2 separate regions of the Homo sapiens genome follow, and region 1 is linked to region 2. Evidence: read pairs that join two places in POLR2A ChIA-PET (ENCODE). Cell type or tissue: MCF 10A. All regions are shown on one strand. Each heading gives the region's core, and the rest is flanking DNA. Links, peaks and the distances in the headings are about the cores only. Region 1 has its middle 62 kb from the start of IL22RA2. Region 2 holds the start of IL20RA (interleukin 20 receptor subunit alpha).

Region 1 (16,515 bases), core at 6,015-11,014, 68 kb before region 2:
CTCAGGGTTTGGAAGCAACATTTGGTTTACAGTCCCTTGCGTTTACTAGATGAATTGAAAATTTTTGTATTTGAGTTCAGCCCAGAAAAAGAGATGACTTTTCTAGTTCATACTGCCAACAAGCAGCTCAGCCACTTGGTTCTTAAGTCCCAGAAGAACTAATTCACTGTATTCTGTGGACAAGTTGAAAATTAACAACTGCCAACACACCCTATAGACGTGGTGAGGTAAGAAATAGGAAAGAAAATTAAATATATATCTCTCATATATTCACACATATATAATATTATATATATTTACATATAGATTCATGTAATTTTTAATTCATTTTTTAAACTTAAAAAATATATAAGTTTACATACACACATATGTGTAGTATTAGGTTTGTGCAAAAGTAATTGTGGTTTTCTTGCGGGAATCAGGAGGACTAGAGAGACCACGGGGAAGAGCAGGATGATTTTATTGAGTGCAATCAGACCCAGTGGATGATCATCCAGAGACTGGGCCCAGAACAAAGACAGACTTGACTTGTATACACACTTCTAAAAGAGGGTGGGCTAGCCTGAAACAAGCTTACAGTGGCACAAAGCATAGTGGCATGAAAGCAAGGATACAGGGCAGAACAAAGGCAGTTAATCAAATTGTGACAGGTACATAACCCAGAATTACACATGACCTTTGCTATGCAGCCCAGATGGCTGTTATCTAGACTTTGCTCTAGTGCCTTGCACAGGCTTATCTCATAACCTTTGCTATGGTGCCCAGGGAGCTGTAGTTCAGGCCTGCTCAGACAGCTCAGGACCTTCACTGTACCACTTAGATAAAACAGAATATTTGAAGTTACTAGTTACAGAGAACAGGAATCTATAAACTCATACCATAAGAGAAAGGAAAATTTGTTTTTCTCCTCCCAAGGTTGAGGGAGTGCTGGGAGAGTCTCCAGAGCACATTCCTTTGAGCCCTGGCTTCCCAGATAGTGTTTATCGAGGCTTTTCCTGGGTCTGGGCTGTGCCTGTTGCTGCCCCTGGGATAAGTCAGCCTAATACAGGAAAGCTTATTTCTTTTTCTTTTTAATTTTTTTTCTTTAATTTCCACCTCAGTTTTCGCCAGTGCTTTTTATCTTGGTCTCTGCTGAATCCTCAAGACCTGAAACCAACACATAATTGGTGCTTGTTAAATATGTGTTGAAGGATTGCGATTGAATAAATTATTGATCAGATTTTAGCCAGGGCCAGATTTCAGTTTTAGAAACATTACTCTGGCTGTAATATGAAAGTTAGATAGAGGAGGTAACACTAGAGAGGAGACCAAGCAGGAAGTCGGTGGCAAACCCTGACAGTAGACACACAGCCACGGCTTCCAAGGTTTTGGACTAAAATCCCACCCTCTTCAGCAAATAACTAGTCTCATTCTGGAAAATGTCTACTGTCTTATTACTCCCCTTGAGGGAGGCTGAAAGCCTGACCTCGGGGTCCCCTGGGACCATGTGGCCCACACTTCTCATCATGAATGGGTCTTCTCTGGACCATCAAGCCATGAAGCAGGAGGAGCATAGCAAGACTGGATCCAATCTTACAGCACAAATAAGACTGCAGGATGTCAAGGATCAATGGACAAGGTGACCCACTCAGTGGACGTGTGACCTAGTCAGTCTCTTTCCCAGACACCCTGGTGTTTTCTCAATGTGTTCGTGAGCAAATGTCTGTGCAATAGGGATGGGGGTCCCACATGGCTCAGAAGAGCACAGGCCTCCTCTCACTGAGGCTGACCTGGCTGCTGCAGGCCTGAGTGTCCCATCAACCAATGGCAGGAAGCAGCCTGTGAACAGCTTGGATGTTAGCATATCTTGGAGGGGACAGTGATCTGCCCAGTGGGGTAGACACATCCAGATTTGGGTTTACCATCCTAGCTCATCGTGTTTCTGTTTGGGCCAGCACCTGTGGACTTATTGAGTGTCTCATTGGCCATCATGCTTTACCACACAACAATGCTTCTAATAAAAGAACTCTCATTGCAAGAAAAAAGTAGAGCAACTATATCTAATTGTCTACCGGACATCTCCTTTTGGATGTTTTGGAGGCACCTCATGCTCAACATAACTAAACACATGATCTTCTCCCAAAACCCAATCCCCTTCCACAATTTTCTAAGTGAATGGCACCATCACCAATCCAGGTACCCAAACCAGAAACCTTGACATCATCCTTAGCACCTCCCTCTCATCCTTCATATCTAATTATTTCCGAGTGTTATTAATTTTCCCTTCTAAATATTTCTTAAATCCATCCACTTCCCTCTATTTCCACCATTTGTGCTGGGTAGAACTTTCAAGAATACTTTAATTATGTTATTAAATAGGTACTGCCACAACTTTCACCCTCATCTCTTTCCCCTAGTTCCTGATAGTAGAGTCGACAGAAAGCATTTTGTGAGGTGCAGAAAGCATCTTTTAACCCTGAGGCAACAAGAATAAGGACAAAAGCCCCTATATACAGGAGGATGTGAAAGTAGAAAGACAAGATGTGCCCAGATTTCCAAGGGCTTGTTGCACTACCAGGATGTGCCTGGCCCGCCTGTCTCCATGCACAAAGCCCTCTTTGTATAAATTTCTGAATGTATGTAAGTAACTTCATTGTCACTTAAATGAGTGTCACCATAGCTCCCCACCAAGACTTTCTCTCTGAAAGCAGTGGTCATGTGGGTGCATGTTTTGCTCTTCTTAAGGAATTGGAATTTTGTTTTTGCTTCAAAAAAAAAAAAGCTGGCAAAAAAAGAGTGATGCTGATATACTGTTTGTCCCTTTGACTCAACCTAAAATGCTTCTAAAATCAACACTCAAAAGCAATACTAACCACTACCCTAATTCAATCAACATCAAAAGATAGGAAAAAATAAAACTTTATATCAAAAATTTCAAGACTGTTTGGGCATGCCATACCCATCTTAGCTTAAGTCTCAACCAATCTCCCTCTTCTTATCCCAACACATGCACACACAACATACACACAACACATACACAACCCCCAAACACATACCACACCATACACCACATATACATCACACTACATACACACCACACACAGAAAACACACTACATACACACTTCACACACACCACATACCACACCACATACACACCATACACATATACCCACCACACACAATGCATTACACCATACACTCACATACCACATACCACATACACACACACTACACACAGACCACATACCACATGACACACACATATCACATCAAACACGCATACATACATACATAAATCTTTTCCTCTGGATGATCCAGCTAGAGGATCTCACTAATCCCCTAAAAGCACTATCTCTCTTCACTAAGCTCTGCTTTGTCACTGTTGAAAGATATTTGTTTTTTGGCTCTGTCACCCAGCCTGGAGTGCAATGGGGCAATCTCAGCTCTCTTCAACCTCCGCCTCCCAGGTTCAGCAATTTTCCTGACTCAGCCTCCTGAGTAGCTGGGACTACAGGCACGTAGTCCCTGGCTAATTTTTTTTTCTTTTTTTTTGAGACGGTGTCTTGCTCTGTCACCCAGGTTGGAGTGCAGTGGCACGATCTCAGCTCACTGCAACCTCCACTCCTGGGTTCAAGCAATTCTCCTGCCTCAGCCTCCAGAGTAGCTGGGATTACAGGTGCCCACCAACATGCCCGGCTAATTTTTGTATTTTCAGTAGAGACGGAGTTCCACCATGTTGGCCAGGCTGGTCTCGAACTCCTGACCTCAGGTGATCCGCCCGCCTTGGCCTCCCAAAGTGATGGGATTACAGGCATGAGCCACCATGCCCGGCCTGTTGAAGGATATCTTGGTAGGTCAAAAAATCATTTACTGTAATGAAAATGAGATATGGCACAAGGATAAATTTGGAAGATTAATGTGGAGCCATAACCTCAAAAATATCATTACCTTTCATTCAATCCATAGTAGCAGTGACAGTTCTCACCGTTCACAATTCTCAGATGCATCCCAACCCTCAGATTTAGGTCTCTAACACTAATCTCCAATTCAAAGCTACAGGACTCTTCAATGAGTCCGTATGGAAGAAAAAACCCAGATGTTTCTTACGACACTATTTTTGTCATAAGAAAATCGGGGCAGAGCTAAAAGGTTGAAGTAGAAGGCAGCTTACTTCCCGTCAGCCAAGTTATGCCAATTTGAGAATGAGTTCAAAGCAAAGCTCAAAAGAGAAAAGTCAGCATAACATGCAGAAAAAAATTGGTTGTAATAATAAAATGAAAAGAATTGGTTTTAATTTTTAATGACTTTTAAATATATAACATATAAAATATAAAAATATTTTAAAAATGTATATAAATACAAATATAAAAATATTGAAGAAATCATGAATATATGAAAAGGTGATATGGAGATTTTGTTCTTCAATTAAGCATCTCTATATATTTCAAACTGTATATGTATTTGTTTCTGCCTATGTAAACAGGAAAGGGTGAACAAAAACATGTGAGCGAACCAAACAATCCCAGAAAAGTAGGAACCCTGCCAAGAACAGGAAGATCTGATCAGCTCTGCTGATTTTATACAACAGGCAGAGAGAGGAAGGCCCAGCACATGTGGGTTCTCATAGTAAGATCAATTACAAAGAGAGGCCGCAGGAGGCTTCCAAAAGGACATATTCACCAAATGTTCTAGAGAAGAAAACTACCCAGAAAAACTCAATCTCCTACTTTCTAGGGAAGGAAAATTTCTACTAATTATAGCTACTAATTTTAATAAAATACTAATGATAAACACTTGTATTTTTAAAATATCAGGAATCTATGTCTATATACCAAAATGTACAGCTATTCTCAAAAACTTAAAGGATACCCCATTTGAAGAAAGACACATCTCAAAAACTGAGAATCTTCATAAAAGGCAAGGACCTGCGAGTTCCATAATGAAATGAGTACGTTTTTATAAAACAGACTCAGCCTGTTATCAACACTTGGGTTTGAATTTCTTGGATGTTGCCACTCAAAAACTTGTGATTTCTACCAAAGAACCTGCAATGTCAGCTATCCTGCAATAACCTTCATTTTTCTTTGGGTCCGGTAGGGTTACAAAAATCATAAGCTAGTAATAAAACAATGGCTGGCAGGATTATTGAAACCCCTAGAAAATGTAAAAAATAAAACCCTAGGAATGTGCAGGATAAGAACAAAAAGTAATATTTTATCTCTTCTGCTCATAATCATTTTGGTATAACATCTTTAATTGGTTTTGTAAACTTTGCAATGTTTTATACATTTGTGTTTCTTATGGGATTTAAAGTACTTATGAATCTTCATTTAAATTAAAATGTAAAGGCCTTTAATTAAATGTTTAATAAATGTTTAAATATTTGGTGGAATCTAATTGGTAAAACTCATAAGACTTTTTTTTATTACTTGTGTAAGTGCCATGTAATCCTTTAGGGAAATGTCACCTTTTTAAAAATGGCAATTGATTGGCAGGGTACGGTGGCTCACGACTGTAATTCCAGCATTATGGGAGGCTAAGGTGGGTGGATCACCTGAGGTCAGGAATTCAAGACCAGCCTGGCCAACATGGTGAAACCCCATGTCTACTAAAATTACAAAAAAATAGCCAGGCGTGGTGGCACATGCCTGTAGTCCCAGCTACTCCACAGGCTGAGGCAGGAGAATCACTTGAACCCAGGAGGCGGAGGCTGCAGTAAGCTGAGATTGCACCACTGCACTCCAGCCTGGGTGACAAGAGCGAGACTCTGTCTCAAAAAAAAAAAAGGCAATTGATTAATAAATTTAAATTATTTATTAATTGAACATTAAACAACCATTAAGAACATATTTTCTTCAAACATTAAAGCTCCTAGGAAGTTAAACAATCTGTCAACCTCCTTCTGCTCTGAGTCTCATGGCCTCAGTAGCACTAGATCCAGTCTCAGTTAAGGTGACCTAATTACTACAGATGATTTGACTCAGTAAAAATACATTGAACATATATTGTACACCACATCCAATGTGCTGGCATGTGTAACCCATAACTCGAAACACCTGCTCTCTTGACCAATACCAGTTATACCACAGGAATAACTGTAGTTCACATCTCTTACCCTATGTCTAGAAATAAAGTAGGGTATAGAGTGATGGATTCTGCTATGGAGTATGCCAGAGAGACAGCTTCAGACATCAATGAGGACTTGCGAGGTAGAAGTGCTTAAAAAGAGAAAAGAAAAATCTATTTGCCAAATCGTTCCTTCCTCACAGCATTAAACTAATAAATGTTTGCATCATGAAGCACCACGTTCCAGCAGCATCCATTTACTTGCTTCTGTTCATGCTCCAAAACATGTTTTAGAGGCTTTCACAAACTAGTGTGAGATGTGCAGCAGTTGCACATAGTAGTAGCTAAGAAATACTTTTCCACATTGAACAATTCATTTTTTTCTTAAAACTATATCTAATAGGTGTAGATGTAATATGTCAATTACTTATCTAGACAACTAAAGCAAGATGGAACACTATAATTATAAATTGTGTTATTTTCATTAATATATGTAGTAAGATTTAATTAAAATTACAAAACATTGTTTCAGCTTAGACCATCTTGATTCTAAAATCTCACCAATTGTACATATAATTTATTATTTAATTTTATTTTACCTTTTATTTTAACAAGATATCCCAAATACGTTAGTGAAAAATAACTTTTTAAAAATGAAATTATAATTTTTATATTTCCCTTTATTATTTATTTTAATTATAGATAGATATAAATATATTTAAAATCCAAACAGTCTGAACACAATTATATTTTTTAATACTAAATCATTGAGAATAACTACAAGTCAAGAATATGGTAGGAATTGATCATCTGGATTTCATAATATAAAACAAATCTTATATAATTTTTTCATCTGTGTAATGATAGACTTGATCAAACATGTATCAAAGGGGTGGGGGATGGGAGTTGAACAATGAGAACACGTGGACACAGGGAGGGGAACAACACACACTGGGGCCTGTTGGGGGAGGTGGGGTAGTGGGAGGGAGGGAGAACATTAGGAAAAATAGCTAATGCATGCTGGGCTTAATACCTAGGGGATGGGTTGATAGGTACAGCAAACCACCATGGCACACATTTACCCATGAAACAAACCTGCACATCCTGCACATGTACCCCAGAACTTAAAATTTAAATTTAAAAAAAGGAGATGGGGGAGGTAAAAAGAAAAAGATATGTAAGAACATCTTCAAAGAAATGGTTAGCTTAAACTCAAAATCTGAAAACAATGGGAGAAACTAGACTTTAAAATCTTTCATAAAAATTTAATTACTGGTGAAAACAATGAAAATAAGCAAGAAAAATATTATCAAATGCACAGCTTAATCAGTTCAGACAGAATCCCTGCAACTTCACATTCTTTATTAAATGAAGAAGTAATTACTGATCATAACACATCACTTGCACACATAAAATTATTTAACTGAAAAGACTGAACAAATGGTAGTCAATCAATAGTATTAAAGGCAAGAAAACACCAACAGAAAACACCGATGTGATGTTCTTAAAACAGTAATATTTTATGTCTATTTAATCAAGTATAATGATGCTTATCTGGAAATAATAGCAAAATAGTTAAAGAAAACAAACAATGGGAATTTTCTAGACTCTTCTAAAGCCGCTCGTGATGGCAGCACAAGGGTACAGTTGAGGCAGGAGCACAAGTCTGTGTTTCTACCACTCAATATGGCAGAGACAGCGATTTTCTCATGAGACGAATTGGTAGCTGGGTATGAGCTGTCTTGAAGGAACTCAATACAAGAGGGCTACTGGAGCTGGAAGACTCCGGGAGGAATTTGCTGTAGGGTAGGCTACTGAGGGCTGAAACTTGAGGGGTCACAAAGCGTCAGTAGGTGTGGTAGCCAGATTCCAAGACTGCCCCCAAAATCCCTGCCTCCTACGATTCACACCCTGTGTAGTCCCCTCCCGTATTATATCAGACCTGACCATTATAGCAGAAATGAGAGCATGTCACTTTTGAGACTGAGTTATAAAAGACACTATACACAGTATTCCCCACCCCGTCTATCCACGGAGGATCTGTTCCCCAGTGGAAAACCTTCGGTGGATGCCTGAAACTGCAGATAGTACAGAACCCTACATACGCTATGTTTTTGCCATCTGATAATTGACCCAGCTACTAAGTGACTCATGGCTGGGCAGCACATACAGTGTGAATCCACTGGACGCAAGAATGATTCATGTTCCAAGCAGGATGAAGCAGGACAGTGCAAGATTTCATTATGCTACTCAAAATGGCATGCAACTGAAAACTTACAAAGGGTTTATTTCTGAAATTTTTCACTTAAGAGTTTTGGCCTGCAATTGGCAGTGGTAACTGAAATTACAGAAAGCGAAACCCAGTTAAGAGGGTACTACTGCATATCTACATATCTATACTTCTATTTCTATCTCTATCTCCAATCTTTATCTCTCAGATCACTCCTCTAAGTAAAACCAGCTGCCATGTCATGAGCAACCTTATGGAGAAATCCATAATGTGATGAACTGAAGCCTTCTGCCAGCAACCACCTGAATGAGCTTGGGTTTCTGTTTATATCCTCCAGCCTCAGTTAAGCCTTAAGAAGACTGTATCCCCAGCTCAGCTTGAATGCAACTTCATGTACCAACTAATCTGTTCCAAATTCCCAACTCTCAATTATATGAGAAAGCAAATCTTTGTTGTCTTAAATTGCTACCTTTAGGGATAATTTGCTATGCAGCAATAGATAAGTAGATTAGACAGATAATTCCTCAAGGAATTGTGCAGGATGGATAGATAGCCTTACAGGAGCAAAGAAAGAAATCACTAACATGCTTTACAAATTATTCACCTGTTGATGGACACTTGGGTCACTTCCATTTTTTGGCTATTACAAATCATGCTGCTATGAACATGGGTGAACAAATCTCTCTTCAAGTCCCTGCTTTAAATTCTTTTGGGTGTATACCCAGAAATGGCATTGCTGAATCATATGGTAATTCTATTTTTAATTTTTTTAGGAACCACCATGCTGTTTTCCATAGAGACTGCACCGTTTTACACTTCCATTAACAGTGCTTCATTCCAATTTCCCACATTCTCACCAATACTTGTTATTTTGGGTTTTTTTCTAATAGTAGCCATCCTAATGGGTATAAGGGGTTATATGGTTTTGATCTGCATTCCCCTAAATATTAATGATGTTGAGCATATTTTCATGTGCTTATTGATCATTTTTACATCTTCTTTGGAGAAATGTCTATACAGGTCCTTTGCCCACTTTTTAATCAAGTTTTTTGGTTTTCTTGTTTTTGAGTTGTAGTTCTCTATATATTTGGAATATTAACCATTTATCGTATATAGGATTTACAAACATTTTCTCCCATTCTGTGGACTGACTTTTCACTTTGTTGATTGTGTTTTTTGATGCACAGAAGTTTTTAATTTTGATGTAGACTAATGTATTTATTTTTTCTTTTGCTGCTATACTTTCAATAGTTTACCAGCCTTTGATCTACATGATCAACATGAGTGAAGAGAGACACTAAGAAAAAGAGGTGTTATCAGTGATGAAATAAAAGTTATTGAAACCTAAGGATGAAATGAACAGGTAAACTAAATCTGTATTGAATAGGATAAGGAATATCAATCTTAAAACCTTGAAGATTAAAAAAATGTTAACTGTGGGCCAAGTGCAGTGGCTCACGCCTGTAATCCCAGCACTTTGGGAGGCTGAGGCGGGCAGATCACAAGGTCAAGAGATCGAGACCATCCTGGCTAACACAGTGAAACCTCGTCTCTACTAAAAATACAAAAAAATTAGCCGAGCATGGTGGCGGGCGCCTGTAGTCCCAGCTACTTGGGAGGCTGAGGTAGGAGAACGGCATGAACCCGGGAGGCAGAGCTTGCAGTGAGCCAAGATCGTGCCACTCTGGGCAGCAGAGCGAGACTCTGTCTCAAAAAAACAAAAAAAAAGTTAACTGTATTAGTCCTAGTTCTTCAGAGAAACAAATCCAATAAGATAGATAGATAGACGATAGACAGATAGATGATAGATAGATAGATAGATAGATAGATAGATAGATAGATAGATAGACAGATATAAAAGGAGATTCATTATGGGAATTGGCTCACATAGTTACAGAGGCTGAGAAGTCCCACAATATGCCATCTGCTAGCTGGAGAATCAGGAAAGCTGATGATGTGTGACTCTAAAGGCCAGAAAAGCCAATGGTGTAACTCAGTCAAAGGCTGCTAGTCTGGGTCCCAGAGTCTGAAGGTCTGAGAACCAAAAGCTCCAATGTCCAAGGGCAGGAAGAGATGGGTGTCCCAGCTCAAGAAAGAGGAAACCCCTTCCTTCATCCACCTTTTTGTTCTATTCTGGCCCTCAACGAATTGGATGACACCTGCCCACGTTGGTGAGGGTGGATCTTCTTTACCCAGTCCACTGATTCAAACGTTAATCTATTCCCAAAACACCCTCACAGACACACCTAGAAATAATATTTTGCCAGTTATCTGGGAATCCTTTAGCCCTTTTGGGTTGATGTCTGAAATTAACCATCACATTAACTAATATTCACTTTATTAAGTCAAAACATCTCAGTGTGTGCATTGTGTTTAAAGGACATCTTAATACAGGATCATCTATAGCTCTGCACATGGCTCAAACTGGGCATGAACATAGAATTCCCACACAGTGAACTTAACATAAGATATTCAGAACAGAGGGGCCATGGCCAGCCCATTAAATTCCACAATTCATTTGCTAAGAGCCTAGAAATCTTATGAAGCACCTAATTTCTTTTTCTGAATAATAATAATATTTCCATTTCTAGAAAAATCTATTAATTCTGTGATCCAGATTACTGTTTCTAACATAATGCACCTATTAAATGAAACATAGTCCCTTGAATCTTTGGCAATAAATGCACCATCTGAAAGGAAATACCAATTCTAAACTCCAAGCCAAAGGAACATATGCAATGCTTACATTGTTTTTGGTATGCTTCAATTCTACCTTTTAAGTTATGAAGCTGTTTGAAATTCTAGTTCACACATAAGAAGATTCTAGGCCATCAGTGCAGCAAATACAGAATTTCCTCATCATTTAGGAAATTAAATCTATTAACATTTAGGGAAAAAAACTTTATATGAGCATTTGCCTGAAATTCAGGTGGTATTGAAACATTTCCTGCAATGAGAGAGAAAATAACACAGAAAATAAATGCTGCTTTAGTGACTTAAGTAATAATTGCATGCCGTCCCCTGGAGTGTTTTCTGTCCTTAGGAGCAGAACCCTATTGCACTTTGTTGGAGTGGAATGAGAGTAGGGATAATATATAAATACCTTTTAAAGAGGATCTAATAAAGTCACAAATAACAGAGTCAAATGGAGTACTAAGGGAAAGTAGGATCATTCAGACTAATCCTGTAACTTTGAGATTGACATCGAAAGCTTCAGATGTTTAAGTGGTTATTTCCTTGTTTGTGAAAGGTTTTGTTGGGAAAAGGCCCCCCAAAATCTGGCCATAAACTGGCCCAAAAAATGGCCATAAGCAAAATCTCTGCAGCACTGTGACATGTTCGTGATGGCCATGACACCCACGCTGGAAGGTTGTGGGTTTACCGGAATGAGGGCAAGGAACACCTGACCTACCCAGGGTGGAAAACCACTTAAAGGCGTTCTTAATCCACAAACAATAGCATGAGCGATCTGTGCCTTAAGGACATGCTCCTGCTGCAGATAACTAGCCAAACCCATCGCTTTATTTCAGCCCATCCCTTTGTTTCCCATAAGGAATACTTTTAGTTACTCTATAATCTATAGAAACAATGCTTATCACTGGCTTGCTGTTAATAAATAAGTGGGTAAATCTCTGTTTGAGCTTCTCAGCTCTGGAGGCTGTGAGACCCCTGATTTCCCACTCTACACCTCTATATTTCTGTGTGTGTGTCTTTAATTCCTCTAGCGCTGTTGGGTTAGGGTCTCCCCAACCGAGCTGGTCTTGGCAGGTTTGAGGGTGGCTGGAGACATGTACTAGAAACAATATACTGGACTGTCTGAATCATGAGTTTGATCCAAAGCGGTGCTTCCAATGTATATGTTTCCATGTGTGTCATGCATAAACATACACACACATCATTATGCTAATATATACATGTCTAGGCACTCACATGTACAACTGTGCATATCAATATTATTTTCTAAAGAGAAGAATTGTGTTTTCTTTTTCAAGATGTGAGAAATGTCCATTTTTTGCTTTTGCCCCAAATTTTTACTGTTTATAAAGTTTTACTACAGCTAAGGAATTTTGCAATGCCTGAGTAATAAGACAGATTATTACTAGCCATACTAACTTGGAAACCCCCTAGATGTTTCTCTTAAAACTTTGGTTTGGGGTGGTCAGATGTGGAAAGAAAAGGGGAAGAAATGCAGAAGATGTGAAAAGGAGTCTGATGGGAAAGTATGCCTTTCTGTATTCTACTACTAACTAAATCATGTTTCTCAAACTTTGGATACTTTTTTTTCCAAACATGCTTCTCAAACTTTAGAAACTTGAGAAGCTTTTTTCAAAATATACGTGTACAGCCCACAACACTGGAGATTCTTTCATGGAGTCTGGGGCAAGAATCAGCAAACTTTTTCTGTGTAAAGATTAGAGAGTAAATATTTTAGACTCAAGGCCATATAATATTTGTCAAAACCACTCAGTTCAGCCGTTGTAGGGCAAAAGCAGCCATAGACCATATGTTAACAAATGAGCATGACTGTGTTCCAATAAAATGCCATTTACAGGACAGATTTGGCCTCCAAGCTGTAGTTTGCCCACCTGTGGTGTTCAGTGACACCCAGGAATACTATACTTGGAAAAGTGTTATGCATCTATAAAATTCTCATTAAAATTTATTTTTAAAACTTACCAAAAACTCAACAGGAAAGTTATAAAGGGTTAGAATAGGCAGTTCCAAAACTAGAGAGAGATGAGAGAGAGAGAGAGAGAGACAGAAGGAGGGAAGGAAGGAAGGAAGGAAGGAAGGAAGGAAGGAAGGAAGGAAGGAAGGAAGGAAGGAAAGGAGGGAGGAAGGAGGGAGGGACCGGGTGCAGTGGCTCACGTCTGTAATCCCAGCACTTTGGGAGGCCAAAGCAGGTGGATCATCTGAGGTCGGGAGTTCGAGATCAGCCTGGCCAACATGGTGAAACACCATCTCTACTAAAAAATACAAAAATTAGCTGGGCATGGTGGCAGGCGCCTTAATCCCAGCTACTTGGGAGGCAGAGGCAGGAGAATCATTTGAACCCAGAAGGTGGAGGTTGCAGTGAGCAGAGAAAAAGCCATTGCACTCAAACCTGGGGGACAAGAGAGAGACTTCTCTCAAAAAAAAAAAAAAGGAAGGAATGAAGGAATGAAAAGAAAGAAAGAAAAAGAAAAAGGAAGGAAGGAAGGGAAGGAAGGGAGAAAGAAAATGATTTTATAAAGGAAGGAAAAAATGCTAAACATAATTTTTTAAATGCAAGCTAAAACAAGACACCATCTTTTACCTAATAAATTGGCAAAAACTAAAAAGTCAGATAAGACGCAATTTTGTGAAGCCATGGGGAAGCCAGCACCCTTAGTATGAGGATAGGATAATACAACTTCAGAGGGCAGTTTGGACACAAATTATAAAATTACAGGGCACAAATATTTATGTATAAAGAGGGATTATAATAGCAATATATTGGAAACAATCTAAAAATCCTCCAAGAGGGACATGGTTGAAAAATTACCGTATATCTGTTAAGTCGTATGCTACATAAGCACTATAAAGAATAAGGTAGACCAGTATGCTGACCATAATATTGGTTAACCCCCCAAAACTATTCTCACTTTTTCTTCGGTGGGGCTGCCCCGACTTAAGATGACTTTTTTCAAACTTTTTGCAGCTAAATGTAGCCAATTACCTGAGTTCTCACCAAATGGAAATGAATGAAATTGGTATGTTCATCTTCCAGTTCCTCTTCTGAAAGATGTTTACTTTCAAATCACCTTTCCTTTTTCTATGTCTTTAGCAGCTGTGGAAGCTATGATTTGAAGACAATTGCTTGACTTCACTCAAATGCATCCCTGAATGATTTCCTGGAACAGAACCTGCACTGTACTGCACTGTAATATGTGAGAGAAATAAATATCTATCCTATTTAAACCAGGGCATTTTGGCTTCTCTTTGCAGCAGCTGGGCACTTGCCCTAAATAATACAGAAATGTGCATAGTGCTGCCATAACTGAAACCTAAGATGTGGCATTGGTACAATGAGAGAATCACAGGTGATGGGGACGTGGGTATTTCAGGCTAAAATGTTGACCACCCTTGTTCTATTGTCAAAAAACATTTGGCAAAGCTATTACCTACAATAACTGGAGAAGCAGATCGCTTCTCCTATTGCTTCAAATGAAGCTATTGGAAAGAATCCAAATGTCAATCTGTGTTGGCTTCTCTTTGCTGTCTATAAACAGGTTTTTAAAAAAGTGATCAACTAAGACAAGAATTGACAAGTTTGCAAGCAGAGCTGGAAGAAAGTAGAGAGCATCCAAAAAGAAGAGACTTGTTAAGGGTTGAAAAGCCAACTGATACGTAAAGAGGCTTATAATAGCACTTAATTGAACCAGAGCTGCAAGTGATAAAACCAGTACTCACGCCCTTTCTCAAAGGCCTGTTAAGACTCCTCAGCCACACAGAGAGGAAGCCTCAGGCAAAGAACAAATCCAGGGTGTTGCCTTTCTACCCAAGCCAATTTTTTTTTTTTCAGATAGCTTCAAGGTACCTACGATTCAAACAGGAAAGAAAAGTGTGTCAAACCTACAAGCCAGGAAATAGGTCAGCCTGAATATCCACGTGCAGAAAAGAACATTGAGAGTGGTCAGTGGCCCAGGTACTGACTGGAAGTAAGCAGACCCAAAGCCAACTGAGTTCTTAATCAGAAGCAGTGTTTTGGTAAAAAACCCTGGTGAATAAGACATTCAATAAGTCACATGAGTATGATGGGCTCAGAAGGCAAACCCAAATCTGGATGTGTCTCCCCCATTGAGGACAAATCACTGCCCCCTCCAAGATGTTCACGGGCTGCTTCCTGCCATTGACTGACGGGACACTCAGGCCTGCAGCAGCCAAGTCAGCCTCAGTGAGAGGAGGCCTATTCTTCTGAGCCATGTGGGACCCCTGACCTTACTGCACAGACATTTGCTCACGAGCACATTGAGAAAATGCCAGAGTGTGAAACTGAGTAGGTCACATGTCCACAGAACAGGTCACCTTGTCCATTGATCCTTGACATCCTGCAGTTTTATTTGTGCTGTAAGGTTGGATCCAGTCTTGCTATGCTCCTCCTGCTTCATGGTTTAATGGTCCAGAGAAGACCCATTCATGATGAGAAGTATGGGCCACATGGTCACAGGGCACCCCAGGGTCAGGCTTTTAGCCTCCCTCAGAGACCACTAATAAGCCAACAGATGTTTTCCAGAATGAGACTAGTTATTTCCTGAAGAGGGTAGGATTTTAGTCCAAAACCCTGGAAGCCATGGCCGTGTGTCTACTGTCAGGGTTTGCCACCAACTTCCTGCTTGGTCTCCTCTCTAGTGTTACCTCTTCCATCTAACTTTCATATTACAGCCAGAGTGATGTTTCTAAAACTGAAATCTGGCCCTGGCTAAAATCTGATCATTAATTTGTACATCTTTAATAAGCATCAATTATGTGCCTGTTCTAGGTCTCGAGAATTCAGCAGGGACAAAGTAGAGGGCCCTTGTTTTATCCTTTGAATCTGTAAAAGAAGCTAACCTCATAATGTGACATGAGGGGCACTAGCCCTGCAATGGCGGCAAAATTTCACCATTAGACTTTCATTCTTTGAACAAAGCTGTTTATCTTATTCTAAAATGCAAATGTGCTTGAGCACAGTAAAGCTTTGTCATTCATGGTCATAAACAATTTTGGGTAAATTTATTTATATGATGAGTTCCAATATGACAACCCAAGCTTATCTAGATGAGTTTTGTGGCATCCTTGATAGGGGCTTTTATAGACAGGAAAAATTACTAAGGGGATACTGTGATTTTCTTAAATTAATACTTTATTTATTAAAATTACAAATTTAAATTCCTCATTATTCCTTGAATTTTTAAGTCCAACTCATAAACCTTATTACTTTGTTTATGAATCTGGCAACTTTTAACCATCACTTTTAAGTGGCCTTTTATACTTTAATTGAATTAGTTTAAATATTTAAAAACTTGATTTTTTTTACCCTTTTTGAATACTTCAATTGTGCAACAAAAAAGTTCAAGAACTGTAAGATATCTAAGCCTTTACCCTACCTGGAAACTAACTAATTGACTTGTCAGTGTTTCTTAGATGCTGGCAGAAGACATGAGACTCTTGGATCAGAGACAAAGGGCTTTAATACTCACAGCAATAGCTTTAACCAGAGTGTCATTCTTTTGCATC
Region 2 (14,608 bases), core at 9,609-14,608:
CTAGTTCTCTTTAATTGCTTGTGATTTTTCTGTCATATTTAAGAAACCATTTTCCTACTCAAGGTCATGAAGTTTATCTTATATTTTCTTCTAGGGGTTTTATAACTTCAGCTCTTACACTAGGTCTTTGATCTATTTTGAGTTAATTTTTGCATATAGTTTATGAGACAAAGTTCAAAGAATTTTACTCTTTGGCCATGGATATACAGTGTTCTGCATCATTTGTTGAAAAGACTACCCTTTTTCCATTGAATTGTGTTGGTGCCCTTGTCAAAAGTCAATTGACCATAAATTATTATTCTTTTGAAACTCTCATTATATGTCATTGATGTATATGTCTGTCCTTATGTCACTGCAACATTAGCTTGGTAGTAAGTTTTGAATCAGGAAACTTGAGTCCTCCAACTTTGCTCTTTAAGATTATTTTGACTATTCTAGCTCCCTTAAATTTCTATATGAACTTTAAGATTAACTTGTCAATATCTGCAAAGAAACCAGCTGGTATTTTGTTAATGATTGCATTGAATCTGTAGATCAATTTGGGGAGTATTACCATATTATCAATATTAAATCTTCCAACTTATAAGCATTGAATTCTTTCCATTTATTTAGATCTTCTTTAATTTCCTTCAGCAATGGTTTTTAGTTTTTGTAGTATAAGTTTGTGCTTCTTTTACTAAATTTATTCCTCAGCATTTTATAGTTTTTGATACTATATTTTGAGTGGAATTGCATTCATTTTCTCATTGTTTGTTGCAACCATGTAAAAGAACAATTGGTTTTTGTATACTGATCTTGTATCTTTCAACTTTGCTGAACTCATTCATTAGTTCTAATAGTTTCTTAATGGGTCCCTCCAGATTTTCCATATACATGATCTACATCTAAGAGTATGTCATCTGTGAATAGAGATAGTTTTACTTCTTCCTTTTCATGCCTTTTATTTATTTTTCCTGCTGAATTGCCCTGTCTGAAACCTCCAGTACAATACTAAACAGAAGGGTTGAGTGTGGACATCTCATCTTATCTTCATTTTATAGGGAAAGCATTCAGTCTTTCACTACTAATTGTGATCTTAGCTGTTTCTTCACACATGCCATTTATCAGGTTGAAGAATCCATTTTATTTTTAGTTTCTTGAGTATTATGAAGGGGTGCTAGACTTTTTCAAATGCTTTTTCTAAATCTATGGAGACAATCATGTCTGTGGTTTTTGTCCTTTGTTCTGTTGATATGGTATATTATATTAATTGATTTTGGGATATTAAACTAACTTTGCATTGCTCAGCTAAATCCCACTTAATCATAATATATAATCTTTTCTATATGTTGGTGGATTCAGTTTGCTAGTATTTTGTTGAGGATGTTTGTGTCTATATCCGTAAGGAATATTGATGTGTAGTTTCATTTTATTATTATATCTGTGTCTGGTTTTGGTATTAGAGTAACACTGGCCACTTAGAATGAGTTAAGAAGTGTTCTCTTCATTTTTCCAAGTGTCTATGAGAGACCGATAGTCATTCCTCTTTAAATGTTTGGTAGAATTCACCAGTGAAGCCATCTGGGCCCAGGACATTTTTAAGATGCCTTTCCACGTACATTTTATGAATAAGTTCGTCTATGTCTAAAAGATAATCTTGCTAGGATTGTGATAGGAATGGAATTAAACCTATTCTTTCTTTAGAAAGAATTGTCAGCTTTACAAAACTTTTTTTAAAAATTAAAAAGAAAACAAAGAATTTACAACCTTGATTTTTAAATGTATTAATTCATTGAGTACTTACATTACTGTGCAGTGGTATAGTTATACATGATTGATATATTTGAATATTTGAATAACCATGCCTTGGTATACTAAGTAAATAAAGAAGTACTTAACTGAATTATCAAAACTAACACCGAAACTTTACATTTCACTTTAAATGTATAAATCCTTTTTATGCAAATCTCTCTTAGGTTTAGCTCATATTAATTCAATACACAGAATAAGAAAACAACTGATGAAAGAAGAAGAAAAGTTAGAATATATGGATGATAAACAAGATATGACTCTGACTTTCAAATAATAGCTAATTTGTCCCTTTCCAAGTTATTTCATATCCTGTACAGGATAGTTGAACACTGAAATGGAGATGTGAGGATTTCAGAAAGGGAGTGTGTCTGCACATAGATGTGTGTGTATTTTCTGTGTGGGTGCATATACATGCTGGTTAAGAAACAGACCCTTTGGATTTGCAGCTTAAAATATATAGAAAAAAACTTCAGAGAAGTTTTATTTGTTTTAACAAAATTCATCGGGAATGTACTACATTCCCAGCATTACACTAGACACTGGAGATATAAAAAAGAACAAGGCCGGGCGCCATGGCTCACGCCTGTAATCCCAGCACTTTGCGAGGCTGAGGAGGGCAGATCACCTAAGATCAGGAGTTCAAGACCAGCCTGGCCAACATGGTGAAACCCTGTTTCTACTAAAAATACAAAAAAATTAGCCAGGTATAGGCATGGGCACCTATAATCCCAGCTACTCTGAAGGCTGAGTCAGGAGAATCACTTGAACCTGGAAGGCAAAGGTTGCAGCGAGCCAAGATCACGCCATTGCACTCCAGCCTGGACAACAACAGCAAGACTCCATCTCAAAAAAAAAAGAGAGAGAGAACAAGGCATAGTTCTTGCCCTCAAGAAGTTCACAGTCTAATAGCCATATATGTAACCACTTCAATATAGTGCTATAAATACATATATAACTGATACATATTTTTGACATTATCAGAACTGTGTGATATATACAGAATACATATAACAGTGGCACAAAGGAGCCACGAGAAACACTGGAAATAATGCAAGAAATATACTGAAGATGAAGATGGAAGGATATAATGCTTGAGTAGAGCCACAGAAGTCTTGGAGAACTCCCAGACTTTTCACTTGGGTAACAGAAAATATAGACACTGTACAGATGAGTTCAGCTTGGAACAAGTTGAAATTTAGGTACATAGGACTTACAAGTAGAGCTGGGGAATTAAGAGAGGGATTTCTAGAGCTCAACAAAGAGGCCTAGATTGGAGATTGAAAACTGAAATTGGCCTGGTGCAATGCCTCATACCTGTAATCCCAACACTTTGGGAGCCGAGGCAGGAGGACCACTTGAGGCCAGGAGTTCAAGACCAGCCTGGGCAACATAGCAAGACTCGTCTCTACAAACATAAAAATAAAATTTAAAAGTTAGCCAGGCGTGGTGGCACAGACCTGTAGTCCTGGCTACTCGGGAGGTTGAGGTGGGAGGACTGCATGAGCCCAGGAGTTCAACGCTGCTGTGAGGTATGATTGTGCCACTGCACTCCAGCCTGTGCCACAGACATTGTACCCACCCCCACCAAAAAAAAAAATTGAAATCACCCATGGAAATATTGTAGAGTGAGAAGAAAAGTGAATAAAAAGACAAAACTGAAGAACTCTAATGTGTAGGGGATTGTTACAGCAAGAGGAACCTAGGGAGAAAATCCAGATGCCACTGATTGTTTATTATAAAGGTAGTCTGTGGCTGCCTGGGGATAGGGCTGGGGGTGGGGGTGGATGTCAGTGAAGTTCACAGAGGCCATCACAGGTGTATTCCCCAGGAAGCAGACTCTGAGGTAGACTTTAGTATGTACGGTGTTACTGGGGAGGGCCCTTGTGATAAACACCTGCTGGAGGGAGGAAAAGGAAGCAAGAGTGGATGCAGGTGAGCTGTGAGGAAGGTTCAGCAACAGCCTTGGCCAAAGGAGCTCTGGACTTAGAATGGACAGAATTGCCCCAAGTTGGACCAAGATGACTAGGTCTTCATTGTCCCATATCTGATTAGTCATTGGAACTGAGCCTTGGAAAGGGACCTGACCTTGGGTGAGTCAGTTCCCAGCCACTCAGAGAGTCCTTGAAAAGGCTGACAGCTGGAGGCTTCTAATATTAGCACTCCCAGGAGCTTGGACAACAAATCCGTCTTTGAAGTGGGGTCTGGGTGGTGCATCATAGTGTCTAACACAGAGACCAAGGCCACACTGTTTGGATAGAGTGGAATTGAGAATTAATCCATATATGACACCAGAGCCGTGCAGTTTCCTCAACATTAGGCCATCAGTTGGCCCATAACCCATCCTCCATTTGTTCATTAAAGGATGGAGAGATGAAGAGTCTGTCACTGTTTGAACTCTCACTTGGGGGCCAGATAAATGCTTATTTGGAATTTGGGTAAACTGAAGGGGCCATTTCTGTAGTTATTTGACTCTTCCTCTATTCTTTAGGCATCAAGAAAAGAGTAAGTTTCTTTGCTTTCAGCCATATATATATACCTGTCTATATAAAAATGACCCATCTTTTAAGAAATTGTTTCTCCTTGGTTTCCTCCAGATTAAAGCACACAGAAACTTTCTCTCTTTCTCTCTCTCTCTCTCTCTGTCACACACACACACACACACACAAACACACACACACACAGAGTACCTTCATATTCTGCAATTTCCAAACAATGGAATACCATTCTCCAATAAAATAAACCAGGGTTCCATGGAAAAATAGCTGGTTTTAAGGCTAGCAGAGATAAATTCAAGACGAGGCTGGAGTCTCTTACATTACCAGAAAGTAAGGAAGTGCTCAGGACAAATCAAAACAGGATGGGGGTGTATCAAGGCAACACAGGTGTCAACCTGAAAGAGCTCACAATGGCAAAAGCTGGAACAATTTGAGCAAGAAAATAAAGAATGTAGCATTGGACTATAACCCAAAGTATAAAATAAATACATTTGAGTCCATATTAATTTAAATAAATGATTTAAATAAATCAATAAGTAAATAGGGAGAAGAGAAGGGACAGATCTTCCTTGCAGAAGATTTCCAAATAACATACAAAGTTATTTCCTCCCTTCAGAAGGGGGAGCTTAATTTTGGCCACCACCACTGTCCCTCCCCAAGGGTAGGTTAGACTTAATGACTGTCTTCTAAAATACAGAGTAGGAAAACGTAAAACAATACCTTTACAGTACAGAAACCTGGCAAACACTTCCTTAAGCAAGTGATGAAGGTTAACATCATTATCAATGTCATGTGATGTCATATACTCTTGATATGATATGATTAAAAAAAGCACTTCACCTCTGTGATACTTTTTTAAGAAACCATTAACTTCAGTCTAATCATGAGAAAAAACATCAAACAAACCCAGACTGGGGCACATTCTATAGGACATCTGGCCAATACGCCTCAAGACTGTCAAGGTCATTAAAAAAAAAGGAAAACCTGAGAAACTATCAGACCAAAGACTGAGAAGACATGCCGACTAGATGTAGCATGGTACTCTGGATTGGATCCTGGAACAAAAAGAGAAAAACTAGAGAAATCCAGGCCAGTTGTGGTGGTTCACCTGGGGAGGCTGCAACAGGTGGATCACTTGAGATCAAGAGTTCAAGACCAGCCTAGCCAACATGGTGAAATCCCCCATCTCTACTAAAATACAAAAATTAGCTGAGCATGGTGGTGGGTGCCTGTAATCCCAGCTACTTGGAAGGCTGAGGCAGGAGAATCACATGAACCCTGGAGACAGAGGCTACAGTGAGCAAGAGATGATGCCACTGCACTCCAGCCTAGGTGACAGAGTAAGACGCCATCTCAAAACAAAAAAAAAAAAGAAGAAGAAGAAAAACTAGAGAAATCTAAATAAAATCTAAAGTTTGCTTAACAGTAATGTGCCAATGGAAATGGAAGTTTCTTAGTTTTAAAAATTTACCACGGTGATGCAACTGTGTGAGGAGTGTACAGAAACTCTGCACTACTGCCTTTGAAACTTTTCGGTATACAAGTACAACATTAAAAAACTAAAAAGCTCCTTTTGTTAAAACATGGTATTGATGCAAAATGGACAAACAGACCAAAGAGTAGACATCTAAAAATGACCCAATACATATATCTTCAATAGATTTTCAACAATAATGGCTAAAGCAATTTAATGTGGAACGAAAGTCTTTTTAACAAATAGTACAAAAACAGTAAGACATCTATTTGGAAAAAAAATCTCTACTCTTTTCTCATACCATATACAAAAATTAGCTCAATGTATTGCAGACCTAATTATAAAAGCTAAAACTATAACATTTCTAGGAAAAGCCATCTTTCTTTCAACCTTGGGATACACAAAGACTTCTTAGACGAGACACCACAATCATAACGAAAAAAAGTGAAAAACTTGACTGTATCAATATTAAAAACTTTTGCTCTTGCAGACATCATTGTAAAAATGAAAAGGCAAGTGATGAAGTGGGCAAAAATATTCGCAACGCACATATCTGACAAAGAACTTGTACCCAGAATACATAAAGGACACCTACAACTCAATAATGAAACAACCCAAATGTCTATCAACCGGAGAATGGGCAATCAAATGGAGTATATTCAAATAATGAGACGTCAGGGAAACATGAATATTTTCACGTTTCTGGATGGTTTGTCTCCCTGAGCAAAGAAAATTGGCATGCCATAGACTGTCTCCTCTTCCACAGAATCATTTGCTCCTCACATTGCAAGGGTGTTAGATCTGGAGCCATCTGGTCTCATTCAGAGAGTAATAAAATTTATCTCCCCACCATAGCCAAATGTTTATATTCCAGGGTAGGTACTTTCCCCTTTGCCTTCCTGAGAGAATTAATTTACTTTCCAAGAAATCTGTTGACATTAGGGAGCTAGGGTTTTTCTTCCTCTCTCAGAAGAAGACAGTGGCAACTAAGTGGTGTGTAACCTATATAAACTCAATATTAGATTGTCTTTTTATTTTGTTTTTAATTTGTTTGAAGCAATTCATTACATATGCTGAATATTAGGCCTTTAGCAATTATATTCATGCTGTTTTACAGTTCAGACCTCAAAAACCAGTAAGATATCTATATGGAAAAAAATTAATCTTTACTCTTTCCTCATATACAAAAATTAGCTCAATGTATTGTAGACCTAATTATAAAAGGTAAATCATAACATTTTCTCAAGTGTAAGAGGCATATAAGGAAATTATTAAAAGCACAAACTTTGAAAATAGATGAACCAGCATTCAGTTTCCAGTTTCTGTTGCTTATTAAACGAATGACCTGTCCAAGTCTGTCTCCTTGTTTTGAAACTTGGGGTAATGTAACTAACTCTCAGAATTGTTGTAAGGATTGAAGGAGGTAGTTAGGAAATTTAAATTTCTTAGGTAGGATCTGACTCAAAGAAAGAATTCAGTAACTTCGTATTATTAGTATGTATTATCCTTGGAAACTATTTAGTAATTAAACTAGGATAGAAAAAAATTATTTTTTGCCTGTGGTATTAGTGTTTGGGGTGGGAGGTAAGGAGTAGTGGTTTATGGCCTTTTTCATCGGGAAGCCTGGAAATCCTATACATCAGGTTCCACAAAATTAAGATCTCAATGTGGTAAATCATGGCAAGAGGAGTTGCAAAGTTGAGAAGTAGAAGAAAACCTCAATTCGAAAACATCATTTCAAAAGTCTCTGAAGAACACACTGAAGATTATATTGCCTGGGAGGCTTAGATGGGGAGGAACCAAGACTGCTGCTTCCCAAAGTTAGCAGAGGGGGGTAAGAGGTTAGATTTGAAGATACTAAGGAAACTCACTAAGGTGAGTTCTGGGTCACAGATGCAAACAAAAGAAAAACTGACTCCACTCTTTATTTCAATGCATGGGAAACATCAACTGAATACATGGCAAGTTCTCAGGTCACACTCATCCTGTAGAACCCTAGCCATTCTGAGGACAGAGTGGTGAGTTTGTGAACACGTAAAAGACAAGCCTTAGAGGTAAAATTTTGACTGCCTTCTGACAAGTGCCAAGGGGAACTTGAAGAGGAAAGGAGAGAGGGGACGAGAGGCATGCAGAAAACTGTTTGTTCTCAGACAATTGACAGCCCACTCATGGGGGAAGAAACTCCAAGTCGCAGTTACTCCATCCCCTACCCCGTTCCCACTTTCCAGCTGGAGGAAAAACTTGGTGAAATAATGAAATGTCACTGTTCAAGTTCAGAAGACTTAGGAGATAAGGGAAGGCTTTGTATAGGTCTGCTTTAGCCTCTTGAAGGGTCTGAACGATTCATATTTGAATAGAAATGCATACAAAATTTAGATATCCAAAAATGATTGGCCCCAAACACTTTTGTAGCAAATATTTACCCTATTTAACCCACAAGACTTAAGATGATAATGATGAAAGTAAACTAATACAATTTATAATCAAAAAGTAAGAACAACAGCAACTCAAGATAATATTGATAATGTACTGATCACACAGAGTCCTTCCTAAAACGTTCTGGGATTACAATGGAATCAATAAGAGTCCAGTTGGGAAAACAGAAACCACACTAGTTATTTCAACAGAAAGAATTTGCTGTAAGGAATTGGTTAAACAGATGTTGGAGTACTAAAAAAGTAAAGCAGGAATACTGAGATTGAAAGAGACAGAGTGACTACTAGAAGCAACTACCACCGTCAGGGTTAAAGGAACACAGGGCAGACGTGGGGTTCAGATCCCAGAAGCGAAGCCTCCAGGAAACTGGGACTCAGACCTCTGAGAATGGGGCATAGCCTACTCAGTGCTGGTATTTCTCAGGAGATGCAGTGAAGCTGATTCTGGGAGTACAGGAAGAAGCTGGGAACTAGAAACAATTGCTCCTAGAACTAGCTGTCCCTGCCAGGGTAAAGAGGCACTGTGGGGCCTTAGTGACAAGAACAGCAAACAAATAGGAAGCAAGTCCCTTCTTTCCTCATCCAGCTTTCAGGATTCCTTCAGGGCCCCTTTTGGTGGAAAGGAAAAGAACCAGCTAACAAACAAGAAAAGTGGTTTGAAGAGGCCTCACGTCAGCACCACGAAGCTAACATCCCAGCCTAAGGGGCCCTCTGACCCAGATTCCTCCTCTGTTTCCAAGTCTTTCAGGAAGGAAAAAGTAGCATACTTAGGCGACTCAGAAAATCCTGCCCCATCTTCTATCTCCTTACTCCCTCCTCACCAAAAAAGATCTTTTTTAATACTGAAGACCCCCTTTAAAAAGAAAAAGAAAAAGAAAAAGAAAACAATAGTTGCTCTAATTTGAGTGTCGTTTCCCTTTATTGGAGCATTTGAAAACAGACATTTAAGGGCAAAAGAGATGGAACACATCTGAGGTAAATCGTGTATCTATCTTCAGGCTGTGCCCAACCTTTAGAACCACCTAGAAAGGTACAAAGCTGAGAGCCTCTCTCAGATTTTTCATATAGTATTTCAAGACTCACCTCTTAATTGCACCCTTCCCCCCTCCCATTATAAAGAGCATGGAACCTAGGACCCACCGCCTTGTGTGGAAGTCCACACACCACTGGTCACAGGCCACTCACAGGTTTGGGGGACTTCATGATGATTCCTAGACTTTCTGAGTTTCCCTTGCCTCATCTGAAAAAAGGGCCAGGACCTAACTGCAGGTTGTGAGAGTTGAATGAAATCAAATAACAACTTTTCAGTCAGTGACAGACTGCATATACAAAGGTGGTCTCATACGATTATAATAGAGCTGAAAAAATTCCTATTGTCTCTAAAGACCTTCCAGGAGGACAGGATGTGAGGTGGCATCAGTGGCACTGACAATCCTGACCCTGTGCAGGCCTAGGCTAATGTGTGTGGTTGTGCCTTAGTTTATAACAAAAAAGTTTAAAAAGTAAAGAAAAAATAAAGAAAAAGAAAAATTTAAAAATAGAAAAAGCTTATAGAAAGAATACAAAGAAAAAATATTTTCATACTGCTGCACAATGTGTTTGTGTTTTAAGTCAAACGTTATTACAAGTCAAAAAGTTTAGGTCGGGTGTCGTGGTTCACGCCTGTAATCCCAGCACTTTGGGAGGCCAAGGAGGGTAGATCACCGGAGGTCAGGAGCTCGAGACCGGCCTGGCCAACATGGCGAAACCCAGTCTGTACTAAAAATACAAACAAATTAGCCGGGCGTGGGGGCACACACATGTAATCCCAGCTACTCTGGAGGGTGAGACAGGACAATCATCAAAACCGGAAGGCAGAGGTTGCAGTGAGCCGAGATCGCACCACTGCACTCCAGCCTGGGCTACAGAGCAATGCTCCATCTCAAAAATAAATAAATAAATAAAGTTTAAAAGATTTAAAAGTAGAAAGTAAAAAATCATAGTAAGCTAAGGTTAATTTATTATTATTGAAGAAATAATTTTTTAATAAATTTAGCATAGCCTAAGTGTAATACAGTGTTTATACAGCCTATAGTAGTACACAGTGATGTCCTAGGCCTTCACATTGACTCACCACTCACAGACTCAGCCAGAGCGACTTCCAGTCCTGCAAGCTCCATTCATGGAAAGTGCCCTATACAGGTGTACCATTTTTAAAATCTTTCATACTGTACTTTTGCTGTACCTTTTCTACGTTCAGACATGTTTAGATACACAAATATTTACCATTGTGTTACAATTGCTTGCAGTATTCAGTATGGTCACTTGCCGTACAGGTTTGTAGCCTAGGAGCAAACAACAGCCTGTACCATATAGCGTAGGCGTGTAAGAGGCTATACCATATAGGTGTGAGTACACTCTAAGATGTTCACACAAGAAACTCGCCTAAGACATTTCTCAGGAGGTAATCCTGTCATCTTAAATGATGCATGACTGTAAGATCTACGGCTGAGTGCCTAACTGTATATCGAGAAATAACGCTCTATTTCATCCGTCTTCCGATATTGAACTTTAACTGACCATCAGACCGGCCTGAATACCAGAATCTCTTTGCAATGCACTCGCCTCGCTCATTACCAGAAGGAGGTTTTACCTGCCTAGTGACCTGGTTGGTCTGGGCATGAACCCCGAGAGGTGGAAACTCTCAGACTCTCAGGACTGACAGCCGAGTGGCTGGGGACTATAAATCCGCGAGAACTGCCCTCGCGCTGCCATCCAGCTGGGTAGCCGGGGGAGCGCGCGTGGGGGCTCCGCGAGTCGCTCGCCCTTGGTTTCTGGGGAAGCCTGGGGGACGCGGCTGTGGCGGAGGCGCCCTGGGACTCAGGTCGCCTGGAGCGTGGCACGCAGAGCCCCAGGCGCGGAGCTGAGGCCGCGCGGCCGCGCTTGGCCCCAGCGGGCGTGGGACTGAGCAGTCTGCTGCCCCCCGACATGTGACCCAGCCCCGCCGCCCATGCGGGCTCCCGGCCGCCCGGCCCTGCGGCCGCTGCCGCTGCCGCCGCTGCTGCTGTTGCTCCTGGCGGCGCCTTGGGGACGGGCAGGTAGGTGGGTCGCGCCGCCAGGTGCGGGTCGGGGATGCCTCCAGGCCGGGGCCCCGCCAGGCAGAGCTCGAGGCCGAGCTCTCCCCTCCTGCCCGCCGGCCAGGTTTCGCTTTCGGGCGGGCAGAGGACGAGGTGCGCGGAGGCCGGAGCTTCCAGCCCCGGGGCTGCAGGGAGCCCGGGGGACACTCGCCGTCGCCTCGCGCACCTTGGCTCGGGGTCAAGTTTGCAGGACTCCGCGCTCCGCACTTTCGGTCTCGAGAATTGAGGTGGGGTGGGGGGAGTTCGGTGGGGGGTGCGCTCTGCGCGGTGCCCACAGCCTATGACTTGCGGTCGGGGACGGTTACCATGCGGGGCCCCTCGCCGGCCAGTCCCAGGTTCCCGCCACCACCGCCGCGGCCGCGCGGAGGGGCCCCTGTGGATGCCGCGTCTCGGCCGCCGGGCCCCGCAGTCCTGCAAGCCGCGCGTCGCGAGATCCGCGCTTTAAAAGCCAAACTCCCCGAAAGGGTCAGCCCCGAAGGAACATGATCCAGAAAGACGCAGCTTCTTAAAGTAAGCTCCCCCTGTCCTGGGTACGCCGTTGTTTCCTTTGCAGTTATGACCATGTACAGATAGTGCTCTTTGATTTTTCAGAAATAACAAAACTTTTAACTCGTTTACGACATAAGGTAACTGAAGAGCTCTTTCGTTTTGTTTGGTTTTTAAGTTTAAATTCTCTACCAATTGGAATCCAGTAAACCAGAATGATTCATTAACCTGATTGCTTTTTTTCCCTGTATTTCTCGTACATGAGAAAAAGATTTTTTAAAAAAACAAAAAAGATATCCGGGATCCCTTTTTAAAAAAATTATTTTAAAAAACAACAACAAAGCTTCTCCAAATACTGTGCTTTGTAGACACTTCGTTCAGGCCCCGCTGTCTTTTAACCCAGAACTGAACAGTAAGAGTGAATGCAGGAAGAAAGTTGACGGTGAATCTGGAGTCCTTGGTAGTTAAAGAAAAAGTTAAATTCAATATAGTTACAACAATAAGAAAAGTATGCACACAGATCTTGGAGAGATTTTGAACGATAGCTATTATACATAAAATATTTTATCTTTTAAATTTATCAGAAATTATAGTTATTTTTCCTTTTAATATTCCCGGGTAGACTGAATGGGAAGAAACGACTGACGTGCAAATATTGAGCCTTCAACTAACAGACAGAAATTTGTTTTTATTTTTAATCGAAGAGAGAAGCTGGGCGCTGTGGCTCACACCTGTAATCCTAACACTTTGAGAGACAGAGACATAGGCAGGAGGATGGCTTGAGGTCAGGAGTTTCAGACCAGCCTGGGCAACATACGGAGACCCCTGTCTATACTAAACATTAAAAAAATAAAAATAAAAAACTAGCCAGACGTGGTGGCAAAAACCTGTAGTCCTAGCTACTCCGTGTGCCCAGGAGTTCCAGACTGCAGTGAGTTATGATCACGCCACTGCACTCCAGTCTGGCCAAGGGTGAGACCCTGTCTTTGGGGAAAAAACCAAAAACAAAGAAAGTGAGAGAGAGAAATAAAATTGTTGGGTGCTGACATTACCAGGTAGTAATGTTCTTGACTTCAAAATAAAATTTACAAAACAAAACAGTAAGAAATCTTTTCTGACCCAAGAGACCTTGATACTACTTTCTTAGCTCTTCTTAGGGTATTCCCGTCCTCTCCTGGGTCTTTGGGCTAAGGTCTAAGGACTGCTGGGAAGACCACCTTAGAAGATGTATGTAGTTACCTGGATACTACCTGCTCGTAATTGAAGGATTATCTACAATGTCTTCTGTACAACGTGGGCTTACTAAGGTTCTATGACTTTGCCACTCTCAGGTAGATTAATGCTTTAATGCTCTCATTTTTTAAACTTCTAAAAATTTTCGTCTCACAGCTCAGTGCCATATCAGGCTGTAAAATACCAAAACATCCAAAGAGGAAAAAAAAAACTCAGCATGTCATGAACCTTGTAGGGAAATCTTGGTATTTCATTTCAGATAAAGTTGTAATGGAATTCAAAATGTCTATGCGGCTCCCTCAAGGCAGGTGCAACACGCTGTCATTCACTCTTGGACCCCTCCAGGGACAGAATTTCACAGTGAAGTTTATCCTTATGGCTTATCAAACTCCGCCCTATTGGCCATTCCCATATCCTGTTCTCAGGAACGATAAAGAACCATGATTAGCATAATATAAACAGGCATTTAAAGTCACTAAGATAGAATGGGAGATGGTGACTTCTCAGGTCATCTGCCTCCTCTGCTCAAAGCCCTTCAGAGGCTTCTACTGTTCCTGGAATCATTCTCAGTTCTACAAGATCCTGTGTGGCCAACTCCTGCCTGTCTCTCCAGCCTTATCTCACACCACCTAATTCCTGCTATCCTGGCCTTTTTCTACTTCCCAGACAAGCCAAAGTGTTTCCCATCTCACTCATACTGGCAGTTCCTCTGGAAGTTCCTACTGGAGATTCATACTGGCAGCCCCTCTGCTAGAATGCTGCTGTGCCACTCTATTCCCAGCTAACTCCTGCTCAGACTTTGGCCTCTCCTGCCAATGTGCTTCCCTCAAGAAGGTCTTCCCTAGGGAGTTCAACAATGAAAACACATGGACACAGGGAGGGGAACATCACACACCAGAGCCTGTCGGGGGGTGGGGGCTAGGGGAGGGATAGCGTTAGGAGAAATACCTAATGTAGATGACAGATTGATGAGTGCAACAAACCACCATGGCACATGTATACCTATGTAAGAAACCTGCATGTTCTGCACATGTATTCCAGAACTTACAGTATATATATATATATATTTAAAAAAAAATAACAGGGTCTTCCCTAAATCCCCAAAGAGGAAAAAAGTATAGCTTATGATGTCTATTAACAAATAAACTTGAGTTTTGGAGCTTTAGATTGCAGTCTAAATACCAAACAACAACTATGCTTATTAGAATGACTTAATGGAGTGAGAGTATTAGTCAAAATGTCTCTTCTTTGATACAAACATGGCAGCATTCCGTATTTTATTTCACTGAGAAGTTATTCCAGGACATACTTCACTCACACACACACATACACAGGGACATAAATGATTCTAGTGAACTAATTAAACTTGCAGAATTATTTTCTTTTTTTAACTTTTAATTTTGAACTAATTTGGGACTTGCAGAGAAGTTTCAGAAATAGCACAAAGAATTCCCATATCCCTCTCACCTGGTTTCTCCCAATTAAAACATCTTATGTAACCATTGTACAATGTTCAGACCAGGAAATTAACACTGGTATAGTGCTACTCACTAAACTATAGACCTTGCTGGAGTATCA

The links. Peaks named below come from ENCODE experiments on the same cell type or tissue, not always from the same donor. Only the 100,000 strongest peaks of a DNase experiment are listed, where the experiment ranks them.
Region 1: POLR2A ChIA-PET joins it to region 2 with 5 read pairs; 2 of 35 experiments call an interaction of 5 or more read pairs at or near these places.

Annotation. Positions count from the first base shown.
Region 1 is chr6:137,103,874-137,120,388 of GRCh38, reverse strand. No RefSeq gene overlaps it. Among named protein-coding and RNA genes, the nearest start is that of IL22RA2, 62 kb to the left of the region's middle. RefSeq lists an enhancer at 14,209-14,268. In MCF 10A, for the core only: no CTCF peak of the experiment used is centred there; a DNase peak (open chromatin) is centred at 8,228.
Region 2 is chr6:137,041,305-137,055,912 of GRCh38, reverse strand. IL20RA (interleukin 20 receptor subunit alpha) reads left to right here and starts at 10,948. Exons shown (of 7, transcript NM_014432.4): 1 at 10,948-11,272. The coding sequence starts at 11,185. RefSeq lists silencers at 11,136-11,195, 11,226-11,335, 11,406-11,455. In MCF 10A, for the core only: no CTCF peak of the experiment used is centred there; a DNase peak (open chromatin) is centred at 11,772.